Regions from separate parts of the Mus musculus genome. Here all the other regions are linked to region 1. A link is a contact called in ENCODE Hi-C or POLR2A ChIA-PET data. All regions are on one chromosome and are shown on one strand. The core of a region is the stretch at or near the end of the contact, and the rest is flanking DNA. Distances in the headings are between cores, read along the strand shown.

Region 1 (3,174 bases), core at 342-2,841:
CAAGCATAAGCAGATTTAAAGCTGTGATAAGCACAAAATCCTTACCCCATTTTGCCCAATGAAAACTTGCTCTGAAGTTTCTGCTCTTATGCTACAGAAATAACTTCCAAGGAATTTTCTCCGTCTGTTATTTTGCAGTTGCTTTTCCACCCCCGAGATCTTTTCCGGAGGCAACTCAACAAGGCAGACAATTCAGTTAGTTCTTGTCGGTAAAATGATTTCACTCGCGCTGACACCAAAATGTTCAAACATTTGGAATTTGAAAAGGTTGCGCGGAGAATATAGCACTTAACTATTCCACAAAATTAAGCGTACGTGTAGAAAAAACGCAAAAGCCAGCTTCAGCAAGTCTGATAAAAAATGAGTTCGCTGGTCATTTCGCTCACGTCTTCCACGACACTCAGGCAGCCAGGTTACTCGGCCTTTTTGGGCTAAGGCGGTGGGTTCAAATTTCACCACACCAGGTCCCTGGGGGTGGAGCGTGCAACCCAACGCGACGTGCACTTGAATAAAAATCCTACAGGCAGCAATGCTACTGCCTCCCTTACGTTTAAAAAAAAAAATTATATAGAAGAAATCTCGAAGTGCAAACCCCAGCCGCTCCCGATGTGCACGGCACACCACATTGGAATCTGTCCTTTGAATGTTCGTCCTCCTAAGACTCGGAGCAGAGAGGAGGTGGAGAGCAGGCAGAGAAGGCTGGGAAGGATCGATTCGTTTTCCCGAGGAGCAGCAGCGGAGCCATTTCCAGGCTGGCAGCTAGCTGGGGGCGCAGCCGCCGGGGAGCAGCGCAGGGGCCCGAGCCCACCTCCTTTGGCTTCCCGGCCCCCGCCGAGCACAATGGAGCCCCGCTCGCGGCCGCCCCCTCTTCCCGCCTCTCCTCGCAGCACCCGCGGCCTCGGGCTCCCGACGGCGGAGAATGAATGAATCAGAGAACCCAACCCCGCGCGGTCCCCTGCACCCAGCCCCCAAGCTCCCGGCGGCCGCGCGCTGAGGCGAGAGGCTGGCGGCTCGTCCGAGGCACGGCAGCCGCGGCTCGTGCCCCCACCCCGGCTCGTCTCTCCCGCTCCGCGCCGCCTCACATTCCCGGGGCTGCCGCTGCCTCCTTACACTCCCCTCAGCGGCTGACTCCGTCGGCCCGGGCGGCCTGGCGCCCGTCGCTGCCTCTGACTCCACGGAGCGGGCTCCGAACCGAGCGCAGCCGAGGGCGCCGCTTCCCGGTCCGCGCCGCCGGCGTGAGACGAGCACGGCAGCGGAGCAGGAGAGGGGGCGGGGCGGGGCGGGGCGGGGCGGAGAGCGCGGCCCTCCCGGCTCGAGGGGCGGAGCGCTGCCGCCGCCGCAGGCCGGCGGAGGAGGTGGGGCGCGGCGGAGGCGGGGCCCGGGCTCGGACCGGGGCGCTGAGGAACAACACCGGAGGGGATGAGCTGGCCGGTCCGTCGGTCCGTCCCTTTTTCCTTCCCCTCCCCTAGCGGCCGGCGGCGGACGGGCAGTGCGCTCGGCTCCTGCGCTGGCTCTGGGCCGCCACGGCCTCGTCCGCTCCGCACGCCGGGTGCTCGCGCTGTGTCTCCATCCTCCCCGCAGAAGGACCTTTAAATAGCAACGTCAGCGCGCTCCTCTCCGCACATACGTCACCCTCCGCTCACGTCAGCTTGTGCGGGGGATGATGTCACGCGGCCGGAAGTACTGCTAAATTAGGGAAAGAGCTGGGGGAGGCGGGCTGAGCGAGCTGCTCCGGGCCCACCTGCTCCCGGTTCTCTCGCTTCTCCTTAAAGGCCAAGGCGCCGGAGACAGTCTGAGGAGAGCTCGGAGAAGGAAGCGGCGGGAGGAGGTTTCCTTGGCACAAATGTGCCATATGCGAATGAATCACTCATAGCAACAGTGCCGAAGTGTCGCCGGTAAAGTCCTGTCTCCCTCTCCCACTGGGTTTGCAGCAGCATCCCCGGGCTGTTCACATCCCAACCTGCAGGGAATCGTGGGAGGGAGAGTGATCACTGCTGGTAGACTCGGGGAAAACCACCGTTAATTTTAGGAATCCTAAATACCATTCTGAACATAGTCAACTTTTAAGCTTTCTCCCCTCCTAAAGGCGTGCGTTTTAACTTAAAAAAAAAAAAAAAAAAAAAAAAAAAGAGTAGAGTTAGGAGCAAACCTCTTGTTACAAAGGATAGTAATTAAAGCAGAATGAGATTTCCAAATGTTCTAAATGTTGCAGTTCGCTGCATAGCCATGGTTCTGCAAGGCATAATGAGTCAAATTCATTAAAGTAAACTTAGTTCCCTCAGATAATTACCCTTCTACAGCATCGCAAGTGCCAACGAATCACCTTAGGTCTGACTTACCAAGGATATGAATTACAGTCTGGAAACAAAGTCCTACTTTATTAACACAAACATACGTTTGGGTTCCTGATTATTTTGAATCTTGTAAGCACAATAGCTCTCGAGTATATTTTCATTTTTTTTAATGTGGCAAGGATGACTAGCCGTCTATAAATTTATAGCTGCATATGTGAAATTGTGTTTTTAAAGTCATGAAGTTTTAAAATGGCCCTGTGTTGTTAAGGGCCTTTTATTGGTTAGACTCACAGAATGAGTTTTGCTTTTATTCCATTTAACTTGACAATTGTGGTTCAGAAATAGAAGTGCTGCACCCTGCTAAAGGCCATTAGTACTTCAGTTACTCCAAAGAGTCAGTGACCACATTTTACAAACTAAACTCATTTGACATGAAACATGAAACTCACTTCATTCAAAACCTGAAGTGACCCGAGAAATCCAGGACATGATATTATTACAAAATCATTAAATTGTCCTTAGAAGAATAGTACATCAATGCCAATGCAGTTCAAAAGAAAGTCAGCTAAAATTCTATAGATCATGCCAGGAGTGGTGGGTTTTGTTTTGCCTTGTTTGATTAAGATCTTGAACACCTGGGCTCTCTTCCCTAATCCCTCCTAAGCAATGCAGTTACAAGAATGTCCCTTGCTTGCCTGCTATATGTGGTTTTTAATACATGTTTTTAATGTTAACACATGATTTTTTTAATTAAGGAACAACAATTTTGCTTTTTTTTTCCATTGACATTTTCTTGCTTGAGTTTGGCAAAGTGTTAGGGCTAATTTATAACTAATCAGACTGCCTGATCATTTACCTGAACATTATAAAGTTATGATCT
Region 2 (3,174 bases), core at 386-2,885, 110 kb after region 1:
TCAGATATTTTGGTTAGAGTGAGGAGAAAATTCATAAATACAGTCTCCCTTTTAAAATGCACATGAATACTATCCACCATAAAGCTGGAATACCTGCATTATGCTCAGAAAGAACGTACTTCAGAGTAATAATAACAGCAAAAAGTAGGTCAGTTTACAATGTAGATCTTTCCATAACAATAAAAACTTTCTCTGGCGGGTGATAAATAAGGGCAGTAGCAGCTGACAGACAGAAAAGAAATAGAGAATGAGCCATAATTATAGCCATATTTCAGTACTTTTTCAGTGCTGGGTATTGAACCCAGAGACTCATACATGATAGGCTGACATTTTTGTTTGTTTGTTTTAGGTTTTTCGAGATAAGGTTTCTCTGTGTAGCCCTGGCTGTCCTGGAACTCACTCTGTAGCCCAGGCTGGCCTTGAACTCAGAAATCCGCCTGCCTCTGCCTCCCAAGTGCTGGGATTAAAGGCGTGCACCACCACACCTGTCTTGGCCCTAGCCTTCTTATATGCCCTTTTTATGCCCGAAAAGACAAGCAAGACAGGAAACCAGAGCCATGTTGAAGATCAACTTAACTGACATTTATAAAATACTCTACACAATAACTGAACATACTTTATTACCAAAGCACAATTAACATTTACCACATCAGATGATACTCGGAAGCACGTGACAAGTTTTTTAAAAAATTATTTAAATGATTCAAATATAATTTATAAAGACTTTGCAAGTCAAGTGAAACGAAAACTCTTTATCGAAATAAGTGGGATTCAGTTAAGTTATTATTCATATAGTAAGTTATCAAACGACTCTAAGTATTATCACAGAAATGACCTCAGTTTGTGAATTAAGGTAGAAAAATTAAAAATTGAATAACTATTGAGTTCGAGGCCAGCCTGGTCTACAAAGTGAGTTCCAGGACAGCCAGGGCTATACAGAGAAACCCTGTCCCGACAAAACAAAAACAAAACAAAAACAAAAAAACAACCAAACTAAAAACAATGGGGGAAAAAAACCCAGAATAAATAACAAGAAAACCAAAAAGCAGTAAACAAATCATTACTTTCGGGATTGGGAACGGTCAGATTCTACGGGGACAAAACAGGGCTATTGTTTACAGATATTCATCAATAAATCAAGCAGTTTAGACAGTTTCACCAGATACTAAAGTTCTCTCAATGAGAAACAATGGTGGGTATTTGTTAGACAAGTGAGTGCGAGCTAGGGCAGGGTAATGTGTGGGTGGTTTTGGGGGCCTTAGAGGCATGATTTTGTCTCCAAGAAACTGTTTTTGTTTGTTTGTTGTTGAGGAGAACATCACCCACGATTTCATACTGATCTTTCCAGCAATGGGAAGGTTGGTTTTGGATATCTCCTGGAAGGCCCTCCATGGACAGAACAGGCCTCCTGGAAATGGCCAGCGGCACGTAACTTAGGAGGCGGCGCCAGCGGAGCGGGGTGGCCTACTGCCCTGCGGAAGGGCCGGGCTGTACCTTCCCTCGCCACCATCTCAGCAGCCGCCGCAGACTCCCTGGCTGGACCAGGGTGGGGCTGTGCGCCTGCGCAGCTCAGCAAACGCGCTCTCCAGTGTCGGCTGCCGGAAGTCTGACCTTTCGCTCCCGCTGATGATTCCTTTCCGGGGTCACGTTGATCTTCCGGGTCCTGTGACAGGGTTGTCTACGCCGCCTTTTCGGCGACTTTTTAGTCTTCCGCCTTTTTTTTTTTTTCCTCCCCCACCCCCCTTTCTTTTTGTTGTCGCCACCCCCAGCCTTCCACGGCCGCGCGGGCCTGGCCTTAGGCTCGTGACTCTCCGCCGCCCTGCCCGCCCGAGCTGGGCCTCGCTGCGCCGGGCCGCTGGCTGCTCCTACCTCTGCCTGCTCGGGCGGCAGCTCCGGCCTGGGAGCGTGTTGGCGGGCAGTGCCGCTGGGCCCCGCTCGGCCCTTCGGCGTGGACGCCGGTGAGTTTCAGGGCTTCGGTGGGGATGCACGAGTGCAGGCCCCGGTCCCCGGCCGGGCGCGTGAAACTTGGCTGAGACTGGCGCTGTGTTTTGCGCGGGAGAGCCTGGCGCTCCCCCGGAGCTCCCTGGATTAGGGGCGTTCCCAGGCCGCCGGACTTTGGGAAGAATGTTGGCCTTTCTCTGATCTGTCTTCTCGCTAGTTCTCATGTCGCCTCCCGCCCTCTCCTCACTCCCTAGACCGAAAGAGTAAGACTGTCTTGATACTCCCTCTTGGAGTTCCAAAAGGCAGTGGAGACCCAAGGTAAATGTCTAAATTAACGAACTCTTGTGGAAGGCATTTATCTCTGAGACAATTAAACAGCATGGAGTCATCTCAGTCAGGTCAGGACTGGCTGATGGTCGAATTCACTTTTCCTAGTCATATTTGTGGTTGGGCTCTCCTTTCTTTAACTGCTTAAGAACACAAGGGGCAATGTGTTTCCTGGTATCTGTGATTTAAGTTTCTTGTTTTGCCCTATTTGAGCGTTGTTTAAAGTAATTAGTTTGTTGATAAGAGGAAGAGGAAAAATTGTGCAGGTCAAACAGGATTGGAAATTTAACGTGTTTAGCGTATGGTTTTTGTGAAGTCACACTACCATCATAGTACATAGTTTAGTACTATAGGGCTTTGCTGTGTTAACAGCTATTAACACGGTTAATCTGTACTGATTAGTAACCTGTAATAGAAACACTGGTTGGTGTGAATTGCCCCAATTGTATGTGTTCGAGAAATACACAGACTCTGTGAAACTCTTAGATGGAATTTAATTTTTAATAAAAAGAATGCTCTGTTCAGAGCCTGAAGGTGGTTTTGACAGTGCATGCTGAGCAGGATCTGGGAGTTACACTTGTGTTGTAGAACAAAGAACTGATCCAAGACACTTAGAGTGCACACATAACTTGATTAAGCCATGCAGTTCTTGTAGGAAATTGCTACTTTCTCAGGAATCTTGGTGAAGAGACAGTTATGTAAACTTGAGTAGTCTATAACTTCTTGTTGAGATCAATTTGACTAAAGTTAATTCCAGTTGCAAATTAAGAGACCAAATACTGTTATCACTAGAAATACTCTGTTACTGTCTTGTCTCGTGTCTTCATTTACACATAAACCTGTATTAATCTTGCCTTGATTTAAGCATATTAGACAAAACAGTCTTTAAGGTTCTTTTCTCAAGGC
Region 3 (3,174 bases), core at 474-2,973, 96 kb before region 1:
TCTATGCTGGCAATCCAGGAAAGAGAGAAATGACAACAAGAAAGCAAAATTTTGTGACAACACAAAATCTATGGCAAATACTAGATAATGAAGCAAGTCCAAAAAGCCAAAATTACATGAGTGATGATTTAGCTTAAGCTTTAAAAAAATCAAATTTAGAGTTGGCTCAGCAGTTAAGAGCACTGGCTATTCTTCTATAGGACCAGGATTCAATTCCCAGCACCCACATGGCAGCACACATCCATCTGTAACTCCAGTTCCAGGGAATCCAATGCCATCTTCTGGCCTCCACAGGCATTGCATGCATGTGGTACATAAATATGCATGTTGACAAAACATTCATACACATAGAAATAAAGATGTAAATGAAGGAATTCTGCTGTTTGCATTAGGAATACTTTTTTCTCCATATTATTTTTTTTCACAATATTTTCAAAAATGGAAGCGTTTAGAGCCAGCAAGATGCTCACCAGATAAAGATTCTTGTTTCCAAAACTCACAACCTGGGTATAGTATTGCACACCAGTACTAGGGAAGCAGAGGCAGATAGATCTCTGTGAGACCAAGGTTAGCCTGGTCTACAGAGTGAGTTTCAGGACACCCATAGCTACATAGTGAGACCTTGACTCATTCACTCACATACACATACACCATACACACATAGTGGAAATTTACAATCCACTGTGGCAAACACATAATAAATATATAAATGTAATTAAAACATTGAAGTCTTGAGAAAAAGATTTGGGTAAACTGATTTGAAAACATTAAATAAAGTAACAATTGGCCGGGCAGTGGTGGCGCACGCCTTTAATACCAGCACTCAGGAGGCAGAGGCAGCCTGAGTTCGAGGCCAGCCTGGTCTACAGAGTGAGTTCCAGGACAGCCAGGGCTATACAGAGAAACCCTGTCTCAAAAAACCAAAAAAAAAAAAAAAGAAAAGTAACAATTGATAATCCTCATCATAACCATGTGATCTGACATTATAGCATGCTTAGATGAGCTCCAATGTGTAGAAGAATCAAGAGGGAAACAGCACAGCTACAGTTTATAACTTAAGAGTCTAACAGCCCAGTACAATCTCAAAGTGTTTGCTACTTGATGTTAGCCACTTCAACGTTAGTCTTGCATGTTTTTAATCAATCTTCGAATAATCTGCAAAGTGAAGACATCTAATAAAAAATTTGAAATTAATAGTAATAAATTTAGAAGCTAAATCCATAGAGGCTGTAAACTATTAGAGAGGAAGAAGTCCTGTGATCAAATGTGAAAATTGCACTCATGACTGCAGAGTGTTCTTTTGCATTTCAACAAGCTTAAGGATTGAATGTTTCCAGCTACAGAAATAGACTGAACGTCACTCCTCATCATGTCCAGCTCACAGCCACTGCCCAGTTTGCCCTCTACAGCGTCCCTTAGAAATGAAAGGCCCCTTGTTCTCTTCTCCACCCAATGTAACATCCAAACATTTTAAATGGAACCTCACAAAACACTATTTCTTCAGTTGTTTAAAGCCGCACTATACTCTTTAGATGAATGTCCTACTCCAAGACAGGCCTCTGTAGGAAATGTACTAGTTAGGTAACATAGCAGCACTCACACTATACAGATGGCTGTGACCTATTTTTAGATGGGGAGAATATGTTCTAGGTAAGAATAGATAACCTAGAGAGTAGGGGCCAAGTAGTGTGACTGAAGTGACAGCCAGCACTCGCCAGTCTCCTTCTGGCCTTTGCTGCTCTCCCCGGGCTTGCCTTCTACCATTGCTTTTGTCAGTTAATTTCCTCATCTTTAAGGCACACGAGGGCCACCAATTTCATGCTGCACATGAAAAAAAATAATAGAACAGAATCTCAAATTCCTTTGTTAAGAGACTCAAAATAGATTTTTTTTTTAAATTACATATTAAAACTATAGCCAATGGGACCGGCTATACTAATTTTCACTACATTTAAATCCTACACCATTCAATCTAAATAAAAGCCATACAAAAATTGTCTTGACATCTGCCTCGCAGATTATACTTAAGATATCAAGTATGCACTTAAGATATATCTTATAATAGACTATGAACATTTACACATATCAGGATATTTCAATCGACAAGAGAAGCGTCAATAACTCATATCTACACAGCAGTAAAAGAAATGTATGTATTTTGAAGACGTTATCTAACAATTAGTTGTTGGGCAGATGCAGTAGACACTAGGGATAAGTTATTCAGCATGAGTAAAATGGTCTTTACTTAATGATGTCTAGAAAGAAGATATTGGCAATAAAAAAGTAGAAGCTGTTTCTGAGTGGACAAAGTAGTAAGTGTTTGTACACTGACATCTGCCAGCTATCCTCCACAAACCACAGGAACATGCACTGAGAATAAAGTTGTGCAAATGTCAGGACTTCAACTTTACTGAAGACAGAGAACACCACAAGCATCAGAGATTGTAACAGTGTCTGCAGGTCTGTTTCTGGGTCACAGAGAGAGTGTGGGGCTGGCACAGAGAAAGACCTCTGCGACTGCCTAACCCTAAAACAAGAGCTGGGCTGGACAGAACAGATCTGCATTTGAGGGATAACCCCATGAAACTTGTGAGGCAGTCTTGCAAAGCCTCTTCAGAAGAGAATAAAAGACAAGGAGTCTCTAGGAACAACGAAGGGCAAACGAAACAAGACAAAAAGTTAAGCTCTTGTTATATAAAGGAAAATTAAAACAGTGAAACACACACAACCTATCTCCTACTGCTCCTCGGAAGAGGGTGTTTTGAACTATGAGTTTATAAATCACCTTAAACTGTCATTCTGTCCACAAAAATGCAAAGATACAGGACTCATTTATAAGCACAATCAATAGAAAATACTAAAAACTCAGTAAAACGAAAAAAATTCTTGAAACCAACTATGAAGCAGAAAAAATTCTTAATATAATATTCCATGTTGAATTAAAGTTTATATAAAATTATTCAAAAAGGAGCTTGAATTGTGCACCCAAAACTAGGGACACAAGGTTGGCCAGATGGCTCAAGGGGTTAGGAACACTTGGCTGCTCTTCCAGAGGACGTGGGTTTAGTTCCTAGCACACACATGGCAGCTGACAGAGTAGGTAACTCCAGTTCCAGAATATTCAATGCTTTCTTCTGGCCTTCGAGGGTACTACAATGTGATACAAAGGCAGAA

The links. Hi-C counts contacts between places; a loop is a spot of excess contacts on that map. ChIA-PET counts read pairs that join two places held with the same protein, here RNA polymerase II (POLR2A).
Region 2: a loop to region 1 is called in a map of left cerebral cortex, with 5 times the contacts of the local background. The contact joins the promoter of Tent2 here to the promoter of Homer1 in region 1. A Hi-C loop is called at or near these places in 14 of 37 maps with a recorded cell type or tissue (T-helper 1 cell, heart, left cerebral cortex and 1 more). POLR2A ChIA-PET finds 5 or more read pairs at or near these places in 4 of 5 experiments (Patski and embryonic stem cell).
Region 3: a map of gastrocnemius shows a loop between it and region 1 (11-fold over the local background). The contact joins the enhancer-like site here to the promoter of Homer1 in region 1. A Hi-C loop is called at or near these places in 7 of 37 maps with a recorded cell type or tissue (gastrocnemius, heart and left cerebral cortex).

The regions. Positions count from the first base shown.
Region 1 is chr13:93,302,174-93,305,347 of GRCm38, reverse strand. It overlaps Homer1 (homer scaffolding protein 1), which reads right to left and starts at 1,591. Exons shown (of 10, transcript NM_147176.4): 1 at 46-1,591. The coding sequence starts at 50.
Region 2 is chr13:93,190,878-93,194,051 of GRCm38, reverse strand. It overlaps Tent2 (terminal nucleotidyltransferase 2), which reads left to right and starts at 1,635. Exons shown (of 15, transcript NM_133905.3): 1 at 1,635-1,958.
Region 3 is chr13:93,398,316-93,401,489 of GRCm38, reverse strand. All of the region lies in intron 9 of Homer1 (homer scaffolding protein 1), which reads right to left. Among named protein-coding and RNA genes, the nearest start is that of Gm6109, 49 kb to the left of the region's middle. Within about 2 kb of position 1,723, at least 3 of the 3 ENCODE cell types and tissues checked have a DNase peak (open chromatin) inside an H3K27ac peak, as active enhancers do; they include gastrocnemius, heart and left cerebral cortex, where a contact is called at or near this core.